Regions from separate parts of the Mus musculus genome. Here regions 2 and 3 are each linked to region 1. The links are chromatin loops, found by intact Hi-C in ENCODE. Cell type or tissue: heart. All regions are shown on one strand. Links, peaks and the distances in the headings refer to the core of each region. The heading gives the core; the rest is flanking DNA. Region 1 holds the start of Zmym6 (zinc finger, MYM-type 6). Region 2 overlaps Sfpq (splicing factor proline/glutamine rich (polypyrimidine tract binding protein associated)). Region 3 has its middle 5.9 kb from the start of Gja4.

Region 1 (6,604 bases), core at 759-5,758:
ATTAAAAGCTTGTTCTATTCTTCTACTCTTGAGTAGTTTAAGGTTTTGTTTTCTTTCTTTCTTTTTAAAAATTTTAAAATTCATCTTTTATTTGTTTGTTTATTTATTTATTTATTTATTTATTTGAGGCAGGGTTTCTCTGTATAGCCCTGGCTGTCCTGGAACTCACTCTGTAGACCAGGCTGGCCTTGAACTCAGAAATCCGCCTGCCTCTGCCCCCCAAGTGCTGTGACTAAAGGCGTGGGCTACTACTGCCCGGCTTCTTTCTTTTTTTAAAGAGGGTTTTGTTTCTGTCTCTGGACTCTTGACTTCATACACCCCCAGACAATTTTATATAACAAATGCCTTAACCTTGTAATCAAGGATCTCTCTCTCTCTCTCTCTCTCTCTCTCTCTCTCTAATGACTTACAGGTTGTGGCCCAGCTAATCTAACAACAGTTGCCTATGAACTAAAGGTCCAAGAATCCAGTAGTCATTTGATCTACAAGGCTGGATGTCTCAGATAGTCTTCCAAATATGCTGGAATCTAGAAGTAGTAAGCTCTAAATGCCAGTGTAGGGATGGACTTACTATTGAGGCAAAAGTAGGCAGGCAAAGAGCAAGGTTTCCTTCTTCTTTGTCATTACATAGGCTTCCAACAGAAGGTATGGCCCACAGTAGAGGCTTATCTTCCCACTTCAAAAAATTCAGAATTAAGGGTGTATTTTCCCAGATTATAAATGGATCCAGATTATAAGCAGATCTTTCCACTTCAAATTAAGCAAAAATCCCTCACAATTGTGCCCCAGTTTTTGGTTGTTTTGTTTTATTTCTGTTAATTCCAGATGTAGACAAGTTGAAAAGCACGAATAGCCACTACAGGTTTCTTCTTTAATTGCTTCTATACCTAATTTCTTGAGATAGGGTTTCTCACTGAACCAAGGATCCTCCTGTGTGTACACTCTCAGTGATAGGATATGGGGTATATGCTGCCACACCCAGATTTTATGTGCATTCTGAGAGTCTGAGCACAAGTCTTTATGCTTACATAGTAAGCACTTTACTAACTAAGCCATCTGCCCACTGAAGTCTGCTAGATTTAAACATTTTTTTTTAATTTTAAGTTTATGAATCTTCTGTCTGCAAGTTTATCTGTGTACCATGTGTGTGTCTGTTGCCCTCAGATGTCAGAAGAGGGCACTGTGTCCCCAGAAACGGGAGTTACAGGTGCTTGAAAGCTGCCATGTTGGTCCTGGTAACAGATCCCAGGTCTTCTGCAAGAATAAATGCTCTTAATTGCTGAGCCATCTCTCTAGCTCCTCTACTAGTCTTTGCCAGCTTCTTTCTGTAGGTAGAAAACTGAAGACTCATGGATTTTTTTCATCATAGCATTTCATGTAGTTCAAGCTGCCTTCAGACTTGTTATTTAGCTAAGGATAGCCCTGCTGTCTTCTGAGTGCTGAGATTGCAGGCACTCACCACCTCAGTTCAGAGGTTTAAAAATTTGAACCGGTTTTAAAGCAAATGTTTTATTTTAGAAAAACTCAATCAGTCAGGCCGTGATGATACATGTCTTTATTCCCAGCACTTGAGAGGTAAAGGCAGGTGAATGCCAACTGACTACAGAGTGAGTTCTAGGACAGCAGGGCTACACAGTATAACCATGTCTCAAAAAACCAAACCAAAACCCGGGTGTGGTGGCGCATGCCTTTAATCCCAGCACTCGGGAGGCAGAGGCAGAGGCAGGTGGATTTCTGAGTTCGAGGCCAGCCTGGTCTACAAAGTGAGTTCCAGGACAGCCAGGGCTATACAGAGAAACCCTGTCTCGAAAAACCAAAAAAAAAAAAAAAAAAAAAAAAAAAAAAAAACCAAACCTCATCAATCATACAGAGAAGATATTTTTAAAACATGAATTTAGTAACATTATACACACACACACACACACACACACACACACACATATATATATATATACTTGGTTTTTCAAGGCAGGGTTTCTCTGTGTAGCCCTGGCTGACCTGGAACTCATTCTGTAGACCAGGCTGGCCTCGAACTCAGAAATTTGCCTGCCTCTGCCTCCCAAGTGCTGGGATTAAAGGCTTGCACCACCATGCCCGGCAATAACGCTTTGATATTTAGTCCATTTTCTTCAGGGATATGGGACATGAGATGACACCCATGCTGCAGAAGATAAGCCCATGCACATGCAGACATCACTAAGTGGACCAAGTGGGTTTGAAAAGGCAGAGTGAATGGCAGGGGACAGGGGAAGGGATTTGATCAAAGCACATATGCATGCATAAAATTATCAAATAATAGAAAACAAAAACATACATTTTAAATAGAAACTATGTGTACTGTCTCTAATATTTGATTATAATTTATAATACCATGTATGGGTAGATTTCCTCTGGTGTTTTCACACAATTTTGTTTTGGTTGACCCTTCTCCTCAAATCAGAATCCTCCTGTTCCCATGCCCTTTAGTATCTTTCGTGCTCAGCCTTCTCTCATTTTAGATCTTTGCCCCTTAAGTGCTGGAGTCCAGCTCCAGTGGGGTTCAGGTTCACATGTGATGATTAATCTTATTAAATTGATGGGATTTAGAATCAACTTGGGGACAGGTATCTGAGTTTGTCTGTGAGGGATTTTCTTGGTTTATTGAGCTATGAGACTTTGTCCTGACTATAGGCCAAAAAAGAGAAAGATGGTTGAGCGCTAGTCATCTTTCTCCTATGTTCCTCAACTGTGATGCACATTAAAAAATGGAGAAGGGCATATACAGCTCCATCTAACACTTCTGAGCTTTGACATTCCTCCATTTCTCCTTCCAGCTTTTTCTTTTCTTTTTTTAAAGATTTTATTTATTTTATGTATATGAGTACACTGTAGCTGTCTTTAGACACACCAGATGAGGGTATTGGATTCCATTACAGATGGTTGTGAGCCACCATGTGGTTGCTGGGAATTGAACTCAGGACCTCTGGAAGAGCAGTCAGTGCTCTTAACCACTGGGCCAACTCTACAGCCCTCCAGTTTTTTTTTTCCACAGCCCTGTCTCTTTAAGAAGTCAATCATATCGGAAGTGAGAATGCTGGGACGGCTAGGTCTAGGGCATGATGGGAATAGAGGGCGGGAATGAAGGCCGGGAACGTCCAATTACCTCAGGTCTAGCGCATAAATAGGAGTGCGCACGCGCAGTTGTCAAGGCGTTGCGTTGCCATTCCTCAGGCGATTCCAGTAAAGTAATTTGTCATGGTCCCCACCTGAGACCTTGAATGCTTTTGTGCATTCTCCGACTGGCGTCTCATTGGAGGCGGGTGTCCTACCGGGCTAGAGAAAGCCGCTCAGGCCTGTGGGCTTGTGAGGGGGCAACGTACCACGTGCCCAAACGGGGCGTGGCCCTCCACGTGACTAGGCGCCGCAGGAAGTTCTGGGTAACCTCACGTGACAGGACCGTCCCCTTCTGGCGGGGGCGGAGTGGCAGCTCATCACGTGACCGGCGGCGGGCTGCGCCGCGGTGGTGCCGTAGCATCCTCAGGCTCGCTGCAGTTGGCGGCTCGCGCGCTCCGTTGGAGACTGAGTTCCTCCTCTGGCCTTTGGGGGACAGGCTGGGGAATTCTGGTTGCGAACGGGAACGCCGGAGAGCTTGCGACATTCAGAGGAGGGATACGCGCCTGTAGAGTGTTACAACTGTGGCAAGTGGTGGAAAGTTCTCGACCCGGCTTCGCAACAGGGTTTTAAAAAACCTGTTGTTTCTATGGCTGGCTGGAATTGATGACAGGCCTTTTGCGAGGGTTTCCTTTATAGCTTGGCTTACATTTGTACTACCGTTTGGGAATCTGAAGAGAGCCCAGACAGGGGTTTCTAGCAGCCATTCTCAACCCTCACAGGGTCGCATATCAAATATTTACATTACAATTCGCAATTAGCAAAATTACAGTTATGACGGAGCCACGAAATAATTTTATAGTTGGGGGTCGCCACATTAACCGAGTTTATGAATGTTGAGAATCACTGGTTTATAGGAAGACGTTAGGGGGAGTTGCCTCCAGAATGACCAGTTGGCCCACCTCTAAATGGGAACCTAGCGTTCTAGTTGTGATGACGTCTGAGGCTCTGAAGTGGCTTTAGGATGAGAAATCGGTTCTTATTGTTAGTGCAGGCTGAGGTAGAGGCAAAGGTGAGGCCTCACTTGGAGCAGACATGAGTCACATGTCAGTGTCCACACAATCAGAAATTAAGTACTGAGTCCAGCTGTCCACTTGCTAGGGTCCTCCTGTGGCGTGTTCAGCCAGTCTGTATCGCAACAACCTCCAATATAGTGAAGACCATAGTGCTTGTCTAAGACTTTTCTCATTGGAAGGTAGCTAATCCAGGAGCAAAAAGAACAGTTAGTCCTAGTCCCAGAAGGGTGTTGCTCAAATGCTCGATCCTGAAGCTATTAACATGTTAGTATGAAGGAAAACAAAACCCAAGTACCAATCCTTTATATTATGTTTTAGGCGTCATCTTAGTTTTAGATGGGATAAGAACTCGGCATAAGCACTTAGAATGAAAGAACCTTTGGATGGTGGATGTGACAAAGCAATGGCACAACAAGGGCTTCTGGACAGAATTAAAGAAGAACCTGATGATGCTCATGTAAGCATTTTCTTTTGACTTTCAAAATACTAAAAATTATTAGCGTTAGAATTGGTATTATTCCGGAGAATTGGAAATGAATGGTACTCAATGGTTGCTGGTTTATACGTTGATACAACCCAACTGATTAATTTTTTTCATGCGTTAGGTGAGTCCTATGGAGGCTGGGGGATATACGATTAAGTAGTAGAGTATATTCCCAGTGCTGTGAGTGCGCAATTGTCAGTGCTAGTCCAAAATGAATGGAGCCTCCAAACTTTATTCATTGGAAACTTACTCCTGCTTCAGCGTGATTGCTGGAGGGTGACCCTGAGAGGTAAAGATCCAAGTACAGGCTCTGTCATTACCAGGAGTGGCTTGGTTTTAAAAGCCAGTTGGGCATTTTGCTTGCTGTCTTGTTCTTTCTTGGGCACTCTCCTACCCTTTGCTACATTGTAATGTGACTAGAAGACTTGACTAAATGCAGCCCCCTTGTCTTGGAATTCACAACCTCCAGAGCTATGAGAAAATTTCCTTTCCTTCTAAATGACCCTGCTGCGTGGTTTTCTCTTAAAGCAAGATGAAAAGGGCTTAGACAGTGCGTTAATCAGGTTTTTAGTGCTTTAGATGAGAAAAGGTCATGGTAAGTGTGATATTTGTTTTTGTTAAAGAAACAAATATAGTGGCTGGAGAGATGGCTCAGTGGTTAAGAGCACTGGCTTCTCTTCCAGAGGTCCTGAGTTCAATCCTCTACAGTAAATCGACATGGTGGATGACAACCATCTTTAATGGGATCTGAAGCCCTCTTCTGGTGTGTCTGAAGTGAGCAGCACTGTACTCAAGTACATAAATAAGTCTTTAAAAAATATAGAAATGGTAATGATGATTAGGGACACTAATAGATGGTGTAATGTGTAATATGTATCGTATAGTAGAATGTGGCATTAATGTGATTATTAATATCATTGCATGCCTGAGAGTGTGCCATTATCTCGCTCACATCTCTGATACTATTATTTTACACATGAGGATGCCAGAACTCAAAAAAGCTAAGCATGTGTATGGATCAGTTAGTAAACATTAGATAGGGTTCAAACGTAGATAGTAAGATTTCAGAAAACATGCCCTTCCATATGTAGCTTGAGTCAAGAAGATTCAGCAGATCAGAAACTTACGAATTTTGATTTTGATTTTAAGAGCAATGGACATTATAGGGTTAGTGTGTTTTGAGACAGTCTCATGTAACCCAGGCTGTCCTTAGATTTACTGAGTAGCTCAGGGTGACCTTAAACTTCTGATCCTCTTGCCTTTGCTTCTCAAGTGCTGAAATTACTGGTGTGGGCCTCCATGCCAAGTTTTCATTGCAGGGACAGTAATATGAAACAGAACAATCTGGAAAGATCATTCTGGCTATTCCCTAAAGATAGATTAGAAACAAAAATAATCTGTGGAGTAGAGAGTCATTTATTTTGGCAATAATTTTTTTCTTTAACCTTCTTGAGCAGTTCTTTGTTTTATGATCTTTAGTTACTGACTTTATTGTAGAAACATAGCAATAGTATTTATTTAAGCATACCGAAAATTAATACATTAAAAGTAAGATTTAATGTCTCACTCCATCTCACAGCAGGGTTATTCCAGGGCAGAAGTGCCAGGTAGATTTGTCTTGCTTGTGAGTTCCATGCTGGCTCTGCTCTGGCAGTGAGCTGAGAAGGTTCGAAGGTGGTGTGTGCAGTGTGTGAAGTGAGTGAGTGAGTGGTGGAGGCCTCCAGTCTACTGACATCTCATCTCATGCTTACCTTCCCTTTAACTGGTAAATTGTTCCTCTTGCCTTATCCCCCGTAACCATTTGTTTGCCAAGTTATGTGGATTCTGCTTTTTAAATTTATTTTGAATCTAATTTCCATTTCCCCATTTTATCATTTTTCATGTGGAATGTCCTGCACCAGTCCTTTACTCGTGTGGCCCTCCAAACACCGAGGACTGCTGCCTTTGGAGTCTA
Region 2 (5,000 bases), core at 1-5,000, 49 kb before region 1:
GGTGCTGGGGATCAAACCTAGGGCATTATATTATTATGTTACATGTTCTACAAATGTCTTAACAGTGGGCAATAGGTATACAGGTACAAGTTTTTCTTGTTTTTTTGGGGGGGGGGTGGTTCGAACTCAGAAATCCCCCTGCCTCTGCCTCCCAAGTGCTGGGATTAAAGGCATGGGCCACCACACCCTGGCTGTACTTAAGGTTTTCATTCATTTAGTTTTTTTGAGTCAGGGTTTCTGTTCTGGAACTCAGATTTTCATACTTTGAAGCTGTGATTAAAGCCATAAACAACCATGCCAGGTGTAAGGTTTCTAGTTTTCTTAGGAATTCCAAAGATACTGATTCTCAAAATTGCTTCTGTATAAATTATGTATTGTCAGGGAGAGAGAAACACCACCTCGTTTTGCTCAGCATGGCACATTTGAGTATGAATATTCTCAACGATGGAAGTCCTTGGATGAAATGGAAAAACAGCAAAGGGAACAAGTTGAAAAAAACATGAAGGATGCTAAAGACAAATTGGAAAGTGAAATGGAAGATGCTTACCATGAACACCAAGCAAATCTTTTGCGCCAAGGTGAAAAAGCCTCAGATTTCATTGGTAAAGATCAGTTTACATTTTAAAGTGTGCAGAGCCTCATTAACAATCTAAAATTCTCAATGTTTAGATCTGATGAGACGCCAGGAAGAATTAAGGCGCATGGAGGAACTTCACAGTCAAGAAATGCAGAAACGTAAAGAAATGCAGTTGAGGTATAGTGTTGAATTCAGCCTTTACTTATGTATTCTGATGTGTAGATAAGAAGTATTAAGTGCAAGTTTGTATTTGAAGGAAAAGCTTATTGTCTTTGCCAGAGTTTTGCTATTCTAGAATTATGATCTAGAGTTTATTCTTTTATGAACATTAAGAGTTTAACCTATTTTCTATTCAAAGACAAACTTTTAGCTCTTTTTCAAGTAGTTTTTTTCTGAAACAGGTGTTGCTGCATGACACTAGTTGGACCCTCCAACTGGACCATATCCCTATGACTCTTGTTTTCTTTTGAGACAGGGTTTCTCTGTGTAGCCCTGGCTGTCCTGGAACTCACTCTGTAGACCAGGCTGGCTTCAAACTCAGAAATTTTGCTTGCCTCTGCCTCCCGAGTGCTGGGACTAAAGGCGTGCGCCACCACGCCCGGCTTCCTATATGACTCTTAAGTACTGTTTTAAAAGGCAAGGGCCATCATCACACTTGGCTTCTTAAGTTTTAGGCATGGATGACACTTTGTTTTATATGCCTGAAAAATATTTGTAGGCAAGAGGAGGAACGGCGTAGACGAGAGGAAGAGATGATGATTCGCCAACGTGAGATGGAAGAACAAATGAGACGCCAACGAGAAGAAAGTTACAGCAGGATGGGCTACATGGATCCAGTAAGTTTTTATCCATTGTAAGTGTACACTCACTCAGGCGTGGCTGTTTTGTTTTGTGTGTATAAACTCCTATCAGATCTTGCTGGACCAAATGCCATGTAGCGTGTTTGTTTTGATAGTCTAACCAGTTTTCAGGACACTACATGCCACAATGACATATAAAACATGCATTGTTCTTGAATTATTTTGTGGTTTTTGAGGCAAAGTAGCCTTGGCTGGCCTGGAATTCTCTATATACATAACACTACATCTGCTTCCCAAATGTTGCAATTAGAAGTGTATCCCACTGGATAAATTTTTTGTGTTCAGTTTTTTTACTGGAGTACATGGTAAGCTGTCATATGTAATTAAGAGTTTATTTTTGTGTTTTTCCCTCCCCAGAGAGAAAGAGACATGAGAATGGGTGGTGGTGGAACAATGAACATGGGAGGTAAGTCAGAGACTTTAGTTACAGCTAGCACCGCCCAGCAGCAGCATTCTGTTAGGATAACCACTGTCTTTGTTTCCTAGATCCCTATGGTTCAGGAGGCCAGAAATTTCCACCACTAGGTGGTGGTGGTGGCATAGGTTATGAAGCTAATCCTGGAGTTCCACCAGCAACCATGAGTGGTTCCATGATGGGAAGCGACATGGTAATGTATCCTGTGGGACATAGTACAAAGGAGATTCTTAATTTCACAACTTGAGTATTTTATTTTTCCTCTCTCTTTCTCTCTTTTTAAAGTAGCTGACTGGACTTTCAGTTCCCCCATTGTGTAAATATATATAATACTGAGGACTACTTTGGCAATGTAGAACTATGTGTGGTAACCCAAACAGATATGGTTGCCACCAAGAAGTCAATGCTGTTATGTTAGTATGTGGAGTTAATCTTTGGCAATAAGTACATAGGTAGCTTCCATTTTATTGTCTGTGCACTTTTGAACCTCCAGTGCATGGCAAATCCAAATTTTAGATGCTAGATAGTTGTATATGGTTTTCTTGCATCCAAGTGAGAAATGGCACAGTGCCCTTTTGTGGTGTTTTCCATAAGTAGGAGTCAGACTTGAGGCTTGTAGTCTTAAGTATGTTAGAGTGACAGGTAGGCCTTTGACCTTATTTGTGGTTTCTGTTTCTAGCCCATGAAAAGAGGAACTGCCTAGTGTTTTGACTCGTCGTTTCCCACCTGTTGGGTTTCTCTGTAGGTGCATCTAAAAAAAAAAAAAGCCAAACTGATGTTTCTACTTTGCTACAGGGTAGCAAAAGTCAACAATAATTGAAGCATACTGATGGTGTGCATTTGTTCTGAACCCCTTGATGCAATCATGCTTTATCTATATGGAGATAGCCTGTCAGATGCTTTAAAATAGTCAAATGAATTTTGGTGTGAATGGCTGCTGTAGGGGTAGGACTTTACAGATCCTTAACTGCATTTTGGTGGGAAAAAATGTAGCTAAATTGAATCTAAATAATTCACCCATAGGCTTTTGTCTCAAAGGAGCTACAGTTGTAGCTCAATAGGATTTATTTTATAAATAGGAATTAAGGGTTTTAGTGTGAGACTACATTTAAAACCTGCCTACTGCTTCTTGAGAATTAAAGTTAGCATTATAAATGGCTGGATATACTGATAGGTTCTTCAAATTGAACTTAACATTTTGGTCTTAAAAGTATTTTCTAGAAGGCACAAGATGTATATATTAGGCGACTAGTTTGACATATGTTTAGGCTCCATGTCTAGACATAGATAGGTTTATACATTTAACAGTTTCTGGGTCCTTAGTGTAATATAACTGAAGCCTCAAATTTTTCTTTTTAGCTTTTTTTGTAGAAACTATACACCTTAAGACTTTCAAAAGAATACAATTGAAAGTCTGTTCAAGTAGTTTTGTAGTGTTTTTGTTTTTCAAAAGATGAATTGTAGGAACAGTTAAAACCTTGTTCAGTCTTTATTTTTATTTTGATTAGTAATTAGTAACTGGGCTATTTTGAGTAGAATTTTAAGTGGAGTGCTTGTGTGTAGGGTTCTGCTGTTAGGATATGTGGGTTTTATTTTACTTTGTGTTTTAAAGTCAAAATACATAAAACTAGATGGATAATGAAGTCATTCACTGCTTTACTGCAGTCACCCTAGCTTGATGATAGGCTGTTTTGGGAGATAACCTAAAACATGGATTCATAACAAAGTGACAGTGCACTTTCCAAAACTAAAAAAAAGCTGGACTCTGAAGTAGGTGGGCTGTATATTGTGCTTGTAACAATGCAGAAACATACTGTGCATGTATCTCTAGTTAGTAGTGATGGCTCTGAAGTGTGGAATGCTGTGAGACTGTGGCAAAATAAGTTTTTGATGAAGTTACTGTGCCGGTTAAGTGGAAAAAACTATTTTTTTGTGCTTTTTCTTTTTTGTAGTCTTGGTAGCATTTTATTAACTTCATTCCAACCTTTTAAGATTTCTGCAACTTTGCAGATGTGTCTTAAGATCTTGAAAAGCACAAGGTTTCTTATGCAGCACATGCCACTACCTGGTGAGTAGGCCTTTGTCCTTCATTGAGCGAGTTGCTTTTGTCTGACTGGACTTTGTAGGCTTGGAGATGACTTTGTGTTCATACCTGGACAATCGTGTCAGTGGATTAATCTGATGTGAATTTTGTAGAACTCATTTTTGGAATGGGTTTTCACATCTGCACTAATTTTTGAATTTTTTTAGCACTACAGGGAAGATCTATTCTTTGAAACAGGTGTATGAGAATGGCTCAAGTGGGAACATACCACAAGGCATGTATTACCGTAAACTAATTTTCAAATTACCCTTTTTTCCTTTCTATGTTCCCGGTACCTGTGGATCGACTCATTGGTGATTGTATCGACGAACGTTGACTACGGAACCTTCTAAAATATTTACTTAACACACATGGACATCAACTACATTTAATGAACTGTTAATTACTGTTTCAATAGCGTACTGAGCGCTTTGGGCAGGGAGGTGCGGGTCCTGTGGGTGGACAGGGTCCTAGAGGAATGGGGCCTGGAACTCCAGCAGGATATGGTAGAGGGAGAGAAGAGTATGAAGGGCCAAATAAAAAACCCCGATTTTAGATATTTAGGCTTTCATTCTAGTTTGGTTTTGTCTTTTCTTGTTTAGATACCACTTAAATTCTTGGCATTTTAGTAAGCAAGCTACCTTTTTATGGATGTTAGCAGTTTATTGACCTGATATTTGTAAATGGCCTGTTTGGGCAGGTAAAATTATGTAACGCAGTGTTCAAAACAGGAGAAAAAATTTTTTCATTTACTTTTTTTTTTAACTGTATAATGTTTCTCAAGTTAATGGCAGTGTACCTTGTGCCACCGAATTTCCAAAGTGTACCATTTTTTTTTTACTGTGCTTCAAATAAATAGAAAAAATAGTTATAATACTGATCTTCAACTTTGCTATTCATGCTTCTATGCACATTAGGCTAGGTATTTCACTTGGAAAGCATGAGCGTGTGTAGGCCTTTGAGTGGCATAAGCCATTTCTGGGAAATGTAACAGGAGGCTAAGTACTGCTTTCTACAAATGGTGCCCCCCCTTGTTAAAAAGAAATGCATACTGAAGTAATTAGG
Region 3 (6,604 bases), core at 808-5,807, 240 kb after region 1:
ATTCCTTGTTTAAAGCTTTTTAGATGTAGTTAATATATGTAATACTATATGATATGTAAATATAGATTTATAACACATATGACTTAATATATAATTATATATATATATGCATTATATATGTATATATGCACACACACACACACAACTCGGTGGCATAGACCAGTAATCCCACCATTCATGAGGACTGCCAGTTATGGGCTAGCTCATACTATACAAGATCTTGTCTCAATCAGAACACAGTTCTTATCTCTGGAGCCAACTATGACCGACCATGCCCTGGGAACACATATTTAAGTTACCCCAAACGTCATGTTTCATCATGGCAACTGTTTTATGAAGGTTTTTGTTTTGTTTTTGTTTTGTTTTGTTTTGTTTTTTGTTTTTGTTTTTAAATAACAGAACAAAGTGTTTTAAGAACTATGGATGGTAGAAGAGCTGAAGAGATGACTCAGTGGAGGTCCTGAGTTCAATTCTCAGGAACCACATGGTGGCGCACAGCCATCCGGAATGGGCAGCTGGATGTGTCTGAAGACAGCTACAATGTACTCATATACATAAAGTAAATATATCTTTAAAAGAAAAGGGCTGGGGAGATGGCTCAGCAGTTAAGAGCACTGAACTGCTCTTCCAGAGGCCCTGAGTTGAATTCCCAACAACCACGTGGTGGCTCACAGCCATCTGAATGAGATCTGATGCCCTCTTCTGGTGTCTGAAGACAGTGACAGTGTACTCACATACATAAAATAAATCTTTTAGAAAAGAAAATAAACTGGTAGAAACATCATATATCTGAGTCTTGGCAAAGCAGGGAAGTCCCTCCTGCTGGCCTCAGATGCGTTCAGGATGCTCTTAGCCTTTGGATTGGTGGAAGCTAGGAGTCTGTGTATTCCAAAGATATTACCTAATTGTCCCAAGGGTGTTAGGTGGAATGCAGAGGTGGGCGATACCTGTCTTTGGGGGTGGTAAAGATAACCTAAGGTAATTTGACTTGAGACCCGCTAACATTTCTGCTCCCTATAATTACAGTTCTAATCAGTCAGCTTGGCAGGACCTTTAACACAGATGCAGTGGGTGTGTAGGAGGGCCTCATTTTACACACACACACACACACACACACACACACCCCTATCAAAACAAAACCTGCCAACTCAACCAAGTTAACTTCAACCTGTATCAAATATATTCACATTGCTATGCAACATATCTCCAGAATGGTTTCTCTGGCCAGGTGGAAGTGGTATCCACTGAATGCCTGCCTGCCTTTCTCTTTGCTTCCCCTGCCCCATTACACTGGAAGCATCTTACGGGCAGGCAAGCAGCGCAAAGCAGGGCACCAGGCCTGTAGATGGAATTACCAATTCAGCATACGCTTACTGGGTGCTTTCTGATGCTGTAACACTGTCCGGACACTGTCGGCAGCCAGAGAACACAAGAGATTCTTAGCCTCCTGGACTTTACTTTCTAGCTGTGAGAAGACAGAAAAGACAACAAAACAAAACACCAAAAATAAAATACAAAAAAAAAAAATGGTTAGTGATTCAAACAAATATGGTGGCGGGGTGGGTGTAGGGAACATGAGGCACAGAGCACACGGAGTATCCAGTTTCAAGTTCCTATAGAAGAGAAATTTGCACCAAACAGTTGCCACAGAGGCTGAGCCTCTAAGGAAGAAGGAAGTCCCATGGCTGCCTAGGCATTCCAGGTGCAGAGAACCTGGGTGTCAAGTTCCTGAGGCAGGGGTGTGCCTTGGTGTCTCCTCCCTGAGGGGCAATGAGGAGGTCGGCGTGACTGAGACAGGTGATTGAAAAGGAGTTGAAGAAGGTGAAAGGCTAGTTGTCGGGTAGGGCGGATACCGTCAGGCCCTGTCAGAGATGACTTTTGATCATTGGGGACAGAGGAACTTGTGGTCTCCCTTTGGGTTTTTGCAGCATGTCCCCCCATCAGGACGTGTTAAAATATAAACTATGCGAGTGACACAGGCAGACGCGTGCAGACTGCATCAGGTGGCAGGCCAGCTGGTAGCAAGTCCAGGTCGGCTTCTGCTGTCACAGCTCATGGCCAGTCCACGACAGGGTGCTCTGCTCCGGGAGGGATCTGGTGTCACCATGGTTCTGCCCCTTCCCATCTGGGAATCCCAACTCCCTAATGTTTGTGTGATTCTCAGTTCCTCTTCAGCCAGCCTCCCAGGGTCAGGAGCAGGAGGTGGGGGGGCGGGGGGTGTCTTACCTAGGCCGGGCTGCTGTCAACAGAATACCTGAGCCTCAATGATTTAAACCAAAATGTTCCTTCCATGAAGGTCTGGAAGCCAGAGACCAGTTGTCATGCGGCATGGCCAGGTTCTTGGGAAAGGACATCTGACTGACATATTCACAGGACAGAAAGATCCTTAAAAAAAAATTCTTCCCTTCCTCCACTCCTCCTCTTCTTCTCTCCCTTCAGCTACTCCGCTCCCTTCTCCCCCCCCCCCCCCCAACAACCTCATGTGGCCATGCTGGTCTCAAACTCCACATATAGCCGAGGATAGCCTTGAACTTCTGATCCTCTAGCTCTTCCTGCTGAATGCTAACATTAAGGGAACGCTGTTACACTCAGCTCTGTGGGTGCTGGAGATTGAGCCCGGGGCTTCGTGCAGGCTAGGCAAGCTCTCTAACCAACTGAGCCGTTTTTCAACTCATCCCACACCCTTTCGTTTTCGTTTGTCTTTTGAGTCTCCTTGTGTGGACCAAACTGTCCTCAAACTGATGATCCTCCTGCCTCAGCCTCTCAAGTGCTGGGAGTTTAGGTGGGTGATACCATACTGGGTTTCTCCTGTCTCTTTTTATAAGGACACTAATCCCATTTGACAGGGGTTTACTCTTGACCCAAACATCTTCCAAAGGTCCACTACCTAATATACCATCACACCGAGGGTAGGATTTTAATATATGGTTTGGAGGTGGGGGGGGGGGGAACAACACAAAATCAGTCCACACACAACACAGTCCTGTGTTCTAGAATGAATGAAGACAAAAAGTTCTCTTGGTTGTCTGGGGCTGTCGGGTGTGGTGCCCACGTGTACTACACTCTGACTTGGAGACTTCTAAGTGGCATCTTCATCCATGGCAGGAATGAAGGATGCCTGCTCTGACCCCTCAAGCCTCCCAGAAGGGAAGAGGTGCACTCCAAAGGGACATGAGTGCCACCTAGTGGTAAGAGTGATGATTGCTGTGAACTTAGTCATGACTGCAGAAAGATACAAACTCCTGGTGGATCCGTGCACTGAATGGATCTCTGTCAAAGGCTCAATGCCCAGGGCTGGGCAAAAATTTAGTAGGCATCTTATCTATTCCATGCCAGGAAACACCATGGTTGATTATCCCGTCCCAAAAGTCATGCCACCACAAACATCCCTTTGCCTGTGCATTACAGGGCAGGCCGTTATGACATTGCTTTGCTTATGCTGCCATTATGACTCTGATCACTTTGCCTTTGTTGATTCAGGGCTGCCACCTGGCCCCTGCTCCTTTCTACTTTGGGGCTCAATTAAACCCACTGCACTTAATTCATGCAACGGTGCAGCAGCGCCTCCAACCCTAAGGTCTGGCACAAGGAAAAGGGCAATAACAGAGCTCTTCAAATGTGTTGGTACACCTATCACCATTTTGCACGCCACAGGATTAGTGAATGGCACATCTTCTGGGCCTTTCCATTGTGGAGAATTAGGTTTTACATAGGGTACCTGCTCTGACGTCATGGTTTCCTTCAACTTCCTTCATCAACACCAAACCAGGGGATATCGGGCATCTTTAACTCCATTTCAGTCGGCCATCTTTTGACAAATGCTTTATCTAACCATTCAAACACCTTCCACATTCAACCTAAAAATCTCCACTCAATGGGCCCATATTAATAAACTCAGCCTGACCCAGTTTTATGTTCCGTTCACCATTAGCCCATGCCCTTAAGATCCATTCCCACACATATTCCTCAGACTTCTGCTTGAATTAATTAGCAAACTCATTAAGCTCCTTAGTAGTACCTCATGAGTAGTACTTCCTTGCGAACCACACTTTCTATCTCTCCGCTACGAGACTGCCTTAAGCTTTGGTCTGGTTATAGATCTAGAGACAACTATTGGTGGGCCCTGGGGGACATCAGTATTGGCTTGCCTGGCATCTCCTTAAGAGAAATTCATGCTGGTTTAGCAGACAATGAAGGGTTAATTTCCTCAGTCAAAGGCAGAAAATATTGCAGGGGATGGGAGCACATCTTCTGCTGAGGATCGAAAGTCCTTGGTCCTCCCACACATCTCCATTCCAAGTTACAGGACCCCACTCTTTACCACTTAGTGCCCTTACTTTAACACCTTCTGGGCCTGGGACATGAATTGTCTTTGCAGTTCAGCCAGTCTCATATTGAAGGCTTTGGCTTGATTTTCTGGAAGATGCTGGAGGGGTTAGGAATGAAGCTTGGTTGTGCTTGCCTAGTGTCGTCGTCACTGTTCTATTGCTGTAACAATAGAACCATACCATGACCAAGGCAACTTATAAAAGAAAGCATTTAGCTGGGGGCTGGCTTATAGTTTCAGTGGCTTAATCCATTATCATCATGGCGGGGAACATGGGGGCAGGGAAGTAGGCATAAGATGGAGTAGTAGCTGAGAACTCACATCTGATCTGAAAGTTGCAGGTGGAGAGATGGGGAGACTGGACCTGGTGGGGGCTTTTGAAAGCTCAAAGCCCAGCTCAGTGACATGCCTCCTCCAGTAAGGCCACACCTCCTCCAACAAGGCCACACCTCCTAATTTTTCCCAAACAGTTCACTAACTGGGAGCCAAACATCCAAATATACGAGCCAATAAGGGCTGTTCTCATTCAAACCATCACACCTACCAGGCACAAAGATCTCCGGTTGATCCTTATCATAAAACTAGGCATAATGGTCCATACCTGTAACTCCCACACTCAGGGGATAGAGGCAGGAGGATCAGGAGTTCAAAGTCCTCCTCAGCAACATAGCAAGTTCAAGGCCAGCCTGGGTGACCTGAAACTCTTTTTAAAAATTATTTCTAGCCAGGCAGTGGTGGCACACGCCTTTAATCCCAGCACTCAGGAGGCAGAGGCAGGCAGATTTCTGAGTTCAAGGCCAGCCTGGTCTACAGAGTGAGTTCCAGGACAGCCAGGGCTATACAGAGAAACCCTGTCTCGAAAAAACAACAACAAAAAATTTCTATTAATTTTTTCATAAATATGTTTGATCATATTCTTTTTCCTCCCCCAATACCTCCCTGATCTCCCCCATCTCTCTATCCACCCAATATCATGTTTTTTCCTCTCTCAAAAAAGGAAAAACAAAAACAAAAGAGAAAATCAAGACAAACTTAAAGCATTAAGACAAAAATACCCAAACCACACCAAGACCATGGAGTTTGGTTTGTATTAGCCAACTACTCCTGGGCATGGGGTCTGACCTGCAGTGTGGTGGATCTATCCAGTGCTACTCCATTGGAGAAAACTAATTTTCCCTTATCTAGCAGGCACCAATCCCTCTATTGAGCCCCTCCCCTTAGGGCTTAGGGATCCTCCGTGCAGCAGAGGAGGAGGAAACCTGGTGGGTGACTGCAAAGGAAAGAGTGTCATGCAGACAAGAGGGCTGGTACACACATGAGCTCGTAGAGACCTTGACAGTACTCACCAGCCCTGCATGTGTTCAAGCCAGACAAAACCCCAGTTCTGAGAAGTGAAACAAGGCCCCACTTCCAGCCAAGAAGCGATTTGAAACTCCTGAATATTTTAATGAATTAATGAATTGATTTTAAAAACGTATTCACTTTACATCCTGCTCACTGTCCCCCTCCTGGTCACTCCCTCCCACAGTCCTTCCACCACACTCTCTCCCCTTCTCTGAGTGGGTGCCTCCTGTTCGTATCCCCCCACCCTGACACTTCAAGTCTCTGAGAGGTTAGGTACTTCCTCTCCCACTGAGGGCAGACAAGGCAGCCCAGCTAGAAGAACATATCCCACAGACAGGCAGTGGCTTTTGGAATAGACCCTGCTCTAGTTGTTGGGACCCACATGAAGACTAAGCTGCATATCTGCTACACACACACACACACACACACACACACACACACACACACACACAGCTAAACAGAGAATTCTCAACAAAGGAATCTTGAATGACCGAGAAGTGCTTGAAGAAATGTTCAACATCATGAGTCATCAGGGGAGTGCAGATCAAAACGATTCTGAGGTCCCATCTTAGACCCATCAGAAGGACTAGGATAAAAAACTCAAGCGATAGCACATGCTGGCAAGGATGTGGAGCAAGTGGGAACACTCCTCCATTGCTGGTGGGAGTGCAAACTTGTCCATCCACTTTAGAAATACATTTAGCAGTTTCTCAGAAAACTGGGAATAGTTCTACCTCAAGACCACTCCTGGGCATATATCCAAAAGATGTTCTACCATCCCACAAAGGCATTGGCTCAACTATGTTCACAGCAGCTTTATTCATAATAGCCAGACACTGGAAACAACCTAGATGTCCCTCAACTGAAGGATGGGTAAAGAAAATGTGGTATATATACACAATGGAATACTATACAGCTAAGAAAAACAAAGTC

The links. Peaks named below come from ENCODE experiments on the same cell type or tissue, not always from the same donor. Only the 100,000 strongest peaks of a DNase experiment are listed, where the experiment ranks them.
Region 2: it touches region 1 in a loop (2.1-fold over the local background); 2 of 42 quality-filtered maps call a loop at or near these places.
Region 3: a loop joins it to region 1, with 2.6 times the contacts of the local background. A loop is called at or near these places in 2 of 42 quality-filtered maps.

Annotation. Positions count from the first base shown.
Region 1 is chr4:127,073,924-127,080,527 of GRCm38, forward strand. Zmym6 (zinc finger, MYM-type 6) reads left to right here and starts at 3,460. Exons shown (of 14, transcript NM_001285885.1): 1 at 3,460-4,623. The coding sequence starts at 4,534. In heart, for the core only: a CTCF peak has its summit at 3,552; a DNase peak (open chromatin) is centred at 3,368; H3K4me3 peaks cover 1,766 bases; H3K27ac peaks cover 1,394 bases.
Region 2 is chr4:127,025,474-127,030,473 of GRCm38, forward strand. It overlaps Sfpq (splicing factor proline/glutamine rich (polypyrimidine tract binding protein associated)), which reads left to right. Exons shown (of 10, transcript NM_023603.3): 5 at 382-578; 6 at 670-754; 7 at 1,296-1,413; 8 at 1,795-1,843; 9 at 1,924-2,045; 10 at 4,354-5,000. The coding sequence ends at 4,491. Among named protein-coding and RNA genes, the nearest start is that of Sfpq, 6.7 kb to the left of the region's middle. In heart, for the core only: a CTCF peak has its summit at 1,947 (motif pointing right); no DNase peak of the experiment used is centred there; H3K4me3 peaks cover 128 bases.
Region 3 is chr4:127,316,663-127,323,266 of GRCm38, forward strand. No RefSeq gene overlaps it. Among named protein-coding and RNA genes, the nearest start is that of Gja4, 5.9 kb to the left of the region's middle. In heart, for the core only: a CTCF peak has its summit at 3,188 (motif pointing left); a DNase peak (open chromatin) is centred at 3,189; H3K27me3 peaks cover 1,818 bases.